Linked DNA regions of Homo sapiens: region 2 is linked to region 1. A link is a contact called in ENCODE Hi-C data. All regions are on one chromosome and are shown on one strand. The core of a region is the stretch at or near the end of the contact, and the rest is flanking DNA. Distances in the headings are between cores, read along the strand shown. Region 1 holds the start of ACOT2 (acyl-CoA thioesterase 2). Region 2 holds the start of DCAF4 (DDB1 and CUL4 associated factor 4).

Region 1 (2,815 bases), core at 196-2,695:
CCATGAACCCACTGAGAGGAACAAGAAAAACAACTCTGGACCTGCTGCCTTTATGAGCTGTAACACTCACCTTGAAGGTCTGTGGCTTTACTCTTGAAGTCGGTGAGAAGCGAGACCATGAACCCACCAGAAGGAACACATTCCGGACGCATCTGAACATCAGAGGAAACAAACTCCAGACACACTACTTTTCAGAACTGTATTAAGAACTGTAACAGTCACTGCGAGGGTCTGCGGCTTCATTCTTGATGTCAGCGAGACCAAGAATCCACCAGAAGGAACCAATTCCAGACACAGAATTATTTGCCTTCTTACTTCCTGAGAGTTCTAGGCACAGAACATACTTGAGGTGTTATACAAAGGTAATTAGAACTGACAGGGAATTGTATGATTAATGACGTGGGACATGAGAGATTTGGAACGAGATAAAAAGGCTTACCTTGAGGACAGCCTTATTAGGAGCAGAGGCAAACACAGGTTTTGTGGGTTTGAAGCCTACACATTTATAGCTTTCTCTAATTACACAGGTAGGAAATTATAAAATCAGGTACAAGGGCTTGGCAGGGGCCTAAAGCTTAAGTGATGAAAAAAAAAAACACCACACCTCTGGTGAAACCAATAGCTTACGAAAAAGTAGAAAAAAGCGCGATGCATGGGGAGCTCCGGTAGTCCTTTGAGGTATTTGAGAGGCTGAGTCAGGAAGATGGCTTGAGCACCAGGAGTTGGAGGTTTGTAAGTGCAGTGATGGTAAACTGCCGCTGTACTCCAGTCTGGCAATGTAGTGAGACCCTGTCTCTCAAAAAAAAAAAGTAACCCTTGCCTGACTGGGACAATAATTGAGAAACCAGTAAAACAAAATAATAACTATTAGCCGGGCGCGGTGGCTCATGCCTGTAAATCCTAGCATTTTGGGAGGCTGAGGCGGGCGGATTACAAAGTCAGGAGTTTGAGAAATTACTACCTATTACCCCATTTGGCTATTTTTACACTTGTAAGGAATGAAGCTCAGAGGTCACACAGCTAGTAAGAAGCCAGCACCCTTCGATGTGGGATTGATGTGGAGGATAGGCATATACAGAGAACACAAAAGCAAAACACCATGGTGCAGATTTTGAAAGAAAAGCCCTAAGATTAGTAATGAGTGTGAATTATTCAACAAAGTGATCAAAACTAACTCCAGCTCTGCATTCCTCTTCGCCATCAGGAGTTTGGAGCCTGGAGACTGCTAGCTGCCTGGTTCTTTAAGAACCAGCCCTGGTCCAGCCCATTCCGCAGGCCAGCAAGCTTCTGAAAAGCAAACCTAGGAAGTAGCTTTCCAACATAAAGTGGAGGTTTCAACACAGGAGACTTTAAGCAAGTTCCAGTGTGTCTATATTTGGTCTGGCTGATCGGCTGGACTCTGGCCTTCCCCGCTCACGTTAGCAGACAGCTCTGCCCTAGTGGGCGCTTAGCCTGCGACGGCAGCCCGAGAGGATGTCTAACAAGCTTCTTTCTCCCCACCCCCATTCAGTTGTTCTCAGGTCTGAATTCAAAATGGCCTCATCTCCTGCTGTCCTTCGAGCGTCCCGGCTGTACCAATGGAGCCTGAAGAGTTCGGCGCAGTTCCTGGGGTCTCCACAGCTGAGGCAGGTTGGTCAGATCATTAGGGTTCCTGCTCGGATGGCGGCGACGCTGATCCTGGAGCCTGCGGGCCGCTGCTGCTGGGACGAACCGGTGCGAATCGCCGTGCGCGGCCTAGCCCCGGAGCAGCCGGTCACGCTGCGCGCGTCCCTGCGCGACGAGAAGGGCGCGCTTTTCCAGGCCCACGCGCGCTACCGCGCCGACACTCTTGGCGAGCTGGACCTGGAGCGCGCGCCCGCGCTGGGCGGCAGCTTCGCGGGGCTTGAGCCCATGGGGCTGCTCTGGGCCTTGGAGCCCGAGAAACCTTTGGTGCGGCTGGTGAAGCGCGACGTGCGAACGCCCTTGGCCGTGGAGCTGGAGGTGCTGGATGGCCACGACCCCGACCCCGGGCGGCTGCTGTGCCAGACGCGGCACGAGCGCTACTTCCTCCCGCCCGGGGTGCGGCGCGAGCCGGTGCGCGTGGGCCGGGTGCGAGGCACGCTCTTCCTGCCGCCAGGTGACTCACCTCCGCTAATTGTTCCGTGTTCGTTCGCCTTTCACTTTGTGTGTCTCCCCCGCCCCACGCTTTTCGCTTATGTGTATGCCCCCCCGCCGCGCCCCCGGGCTATATTGCCCAGGCAGGTTTCGAATTCCTGGTCTCCAGCTATCTTCCCGCCTCTGCCTCCCTAAGAGCTGGGATTACAGGGTGAGCCACCGCGCCCGGCACTTTGAGGGGAGTTACACTTTTTTTTTTTTTCCGTCCCTGCCCTTTTCACACGAAGAAGGGATGTAGCTTCCAACCTTCCGGAGGTTAGTGTAAAGAAACAGGAATGGAATGGAAAGCTGATTGGGGAAGTGTCCCTGCCGCTCCAAAACTGAGAGGTCCCTCAAACCTAGTGCTCAGTTAAAAGACATTGTAAGGGCCAGGCGCAGTGGCTCACGCTTGTAATCCCAGCACTTTGGGAAGTCTCGGCGGGCAGATCACGAGATCAAAAGATTGAGGCCATCCTGACTAACACGGTGAAACCCCGTCTCTACTAAAAATACAAAACAGTAGCTGGGCGTAGTAGCGGGCGCCTGTAGTCCCAGCTACTCGGGAGGCTGAGGCAGGAGAATGGTGTGAACCCGGGAGGCAGAGTTTGTAGTGAGCTGAGATCGCGCCACTGCACTCCAGCCTGGGCGACAGAGCGAGACTCCGTCTCAAAAAAAAGACATT
Region 2 (2,700 bases), core at 201-2,700, 640 kb before region 1:
CAATTCTCCTGCCTCAGCCTCCTGAGTAGCTGGGATTACAGGCGCCCGCCACCACGCCCGGCTAATTTTTTGTATTTTTAGTAGAGTTGGGGGTTTCGCCATGTTGGCCAGGCTGGTCTGGAACTCCTAGCCTCAAGTGATCCACCCGCCTCAACCTCCCAATGTGCTGGGATTTCAGGCGTGAGCCACTGCACCCGGCCTGACTACTCTTTCCCTGGCAATTGCTGCGTCACCAAGCCCCAACCCACCCTGCTGAGTTTTCCTTCCAAGACTCCCCTCCCATCCAGCCGGCTTGAACCGGCCTCCAGTCACGTTGTTTGTTCAGCTAGAATTTTTCTCTGCCTTCTCTTCAAGGCCGCTCAAGCTTCATGAAGCGGTTCTTTATTCTGACTATGCCCACTTCTCTCATTTCCCTCATCACCCGGCCCCGCTCCACATACTGCATTTATCTATAAACTCCTGAGAGCCAGGAGTTTAGCCTGAAATCCTAGCTTCCTGGTTAAGAGCTGAAATGCCTTCGCACGGCGTGCAATGGGTGAACCCCACCGCCTGCTTTCTAACGGGTCCAAGCCGCGGGCAGGGGCCTGTGTTACGGAGCCGCATGACACACCAGGCCTACTGCTGGACCCCAACAAGCCTAGCCTCTGTGAATCCAGCTGTCCTCACAAACTGTCTCTTCGGGACACAAGCCCATCAGAGGCTTCCGTTTTCCTTTCATAAGATCTCATAACCGTCAGCTGATACCTGGGACAGGCACAGCACACATAGGTCATTCTAGAAATATTGGTGGTCTGAACAAACTCTAAGCTGGAGAGGACATGAGAATGATAGATCCGATTCCTTCTCTCAACAGAAGAAATCAAGGCACAGAGAAGGGAAGAGACTCGCCCTAGGTCCCACAGCAAGCAGCAGTACTGGAGCCAACACGGAGGCCCCCCGGTTTCACGGTCAGGGCTCGCTACGCTACACCCTGAACGCAGACCCAGGGCAGCGGCCTCGGCCGCCTGAGGCCACTGCCGAAGACTTCGCCGCCAGTCGTAACATCACGTTACTTCTGTCCCTCGCCTCACAGACTCCTTCGCTCTTTCCACTACAGCGAGAGGACTTCTCCAGGGCCGCATCACCCTGCGGAGGGAGGAAGACACGGTCTCTCACGAAAGGGTCTCCAGACAGTTCCGCTGCTCCGGGAGCAGCCCCCGGCCCCGCCCCCGCGTGCGCCTGGCCCCACCCCCAAGCGCTCCATGACCAGCCTCCACGTGCATCCGCCCCAGACAGGCCAGGCCTGGGAGGAGCCGAAGCCCCACTCCCCGCCTTCTTCATGAGATCGTCCCTATTGACGTCGACAGACAGAAGCCGCGTCCAGTGAGAAGGAAAGAACGGCCGCTATAGCCCTATCGGCTGCTACAACACCAAAACGCATCCACCTAACTGGCTGACGCTACACCTTGGTCTTTCCGGGTCCTTGCACGCTTCGCTCCAACTCCTGCAGAGCTGAGCCGGAGGGGAATCCGGAAGGGACACGCTGAACAGGTAAGACTGTGCTGCCTGGGGTGCCTACTGGCATCGATTCGAGGGCTGCCGCGCTCCCGCTGCAGAGCTCGGGGTGGGAGACAGGCGCGGCGAGGAAGGCCAGGGAAAGGGGCGGGGAGGGGCGGGGAGGAGTGAGCACGTGGAACGCCGGCGCCACCGGGCCTAGGTGGCAGCTGGGCCGGCGCGCTCCGCCCGTTCTGGGGCGCGTGGGGCCCTCCGGCCGGATCAGTGCTGCAACCGTAAACACGCAGGGAGGGCACCCCGAGTGTCGCCGCTGAGGGCGTTTCTCTAAGCGCTTCTCTGAGACCTGCTGCTGAAGGCCCCACCCGACACCTGGCGGGGGCTGGGCTGCGGGCCTTGGGGCGGTGTCCCCTGTGAATGTTCAGGTCAGCATAACAGGTTAGGTGTGGTTGAAGCTTACGAAGTGGCCGGCTCTGTGCTGCCGGCTTCACAGGCGCTAACATTTGCCAGCGCTATGATGTCCTTGTCAGACGCAGAAAGGGGTGCAGTTTGGTTGTCCGTCGGGGTAGCGCACAACTAGCAAGTGATGGGGCCTGGGTTTGGCCCTCGCCTCCACTCTGAGTTGTGAGTTAGCGAGAAAGCCACGCCTCGTGGGCTCCCCGGGGGCTTCAGAAACCATGACGCCTTTCACCATGGTGTTCTACAGGCATTGTCTTGTGACTCCAGCAGCGCAGCCAGAAGCAAAGAAAACTGAGGGGACGGCTTCCTAGAGGAAACAATTCCAAAGTCCCAAACTCTGATTTTAAATAACGATGGAAATTAGAGTCGCGGTGGTGTTCTTTTTTTTTTTTTTTTTTTTTTTTTTTTGAGGCGGAGTCTCGCTGTCGCCCAGGCTGGAGTGCAGTGGCACGATCTCGACTCACTGCAGCCTCCGCCCCCGGGGTTCACGCCATTCTCCTGCCTCAGCTTCCCGCGTAGCTGGGGCTACAGGCGACCACCACCTCGCCCGGCTAATTTTTTGTATTTTTAGTAGAGACGGGGTTTCACCGTGTTAGCCAGGATGGTCTCGATCTCCTGACCTCGTGATCCGCCCGCCTCGGCCTCCCAAAGTGCTGGGATTACAGGCGTGAGCCACCGCGCCCGGCCTGAGGTGGTGTTCTGTGGGTAACCAGGCCTGGGGGTCCTACCAACAGAGGTGGAATCCCTGTT

The links. Hi-C counts contacts between places; a loop is a spot of excess contacts on that map. Pooled maps may share reads with other maps.
Region 2: a map of PC-3 shows a loop between it and region 1 (9-fold over the local background). The contact joins the promoter of DCAF4 here to the promoter of ACOT2 in region 1. A Hi-C loop is called at or near these places in 1 of 168 maps with a recorded cell type or tissue (PC-3), 1 of 37 single-sample maps with no recorded cell type and 6 of 50 pooled maps.

The regions. Positions count from the first base shown.
Region 1 is chr14:73,567,768-73,570,582 of GRCh38, forward strand. It overlaps ACOT2 (acyl-CoA thioesterase 2), which reads left to right and starts at 1,446. Exons shown (of 3, transcript NM_006821.6): 1 at 1,446-2,116. The coding sequence starts at 1,474. It also overlaps a transcript of HEATR4 not described here. RefSeq lists enhancers at 1-862, 2,057-2,226.
Region 2 is chr14:72,925,014-72,927,713 of GRCh38, forward strand. DCAF4 (DDB1 and CUL4 associated factor 4) reads left to right here and starts at 1,451. Exons shown (of 14, transcript NM_015604.4): 1 at 1,451-1,530. RefSeq lists enhancers at 1-429, 830-929, 1,220-1,489, 2,161-2,700 and a silencer at 1,660-1,719.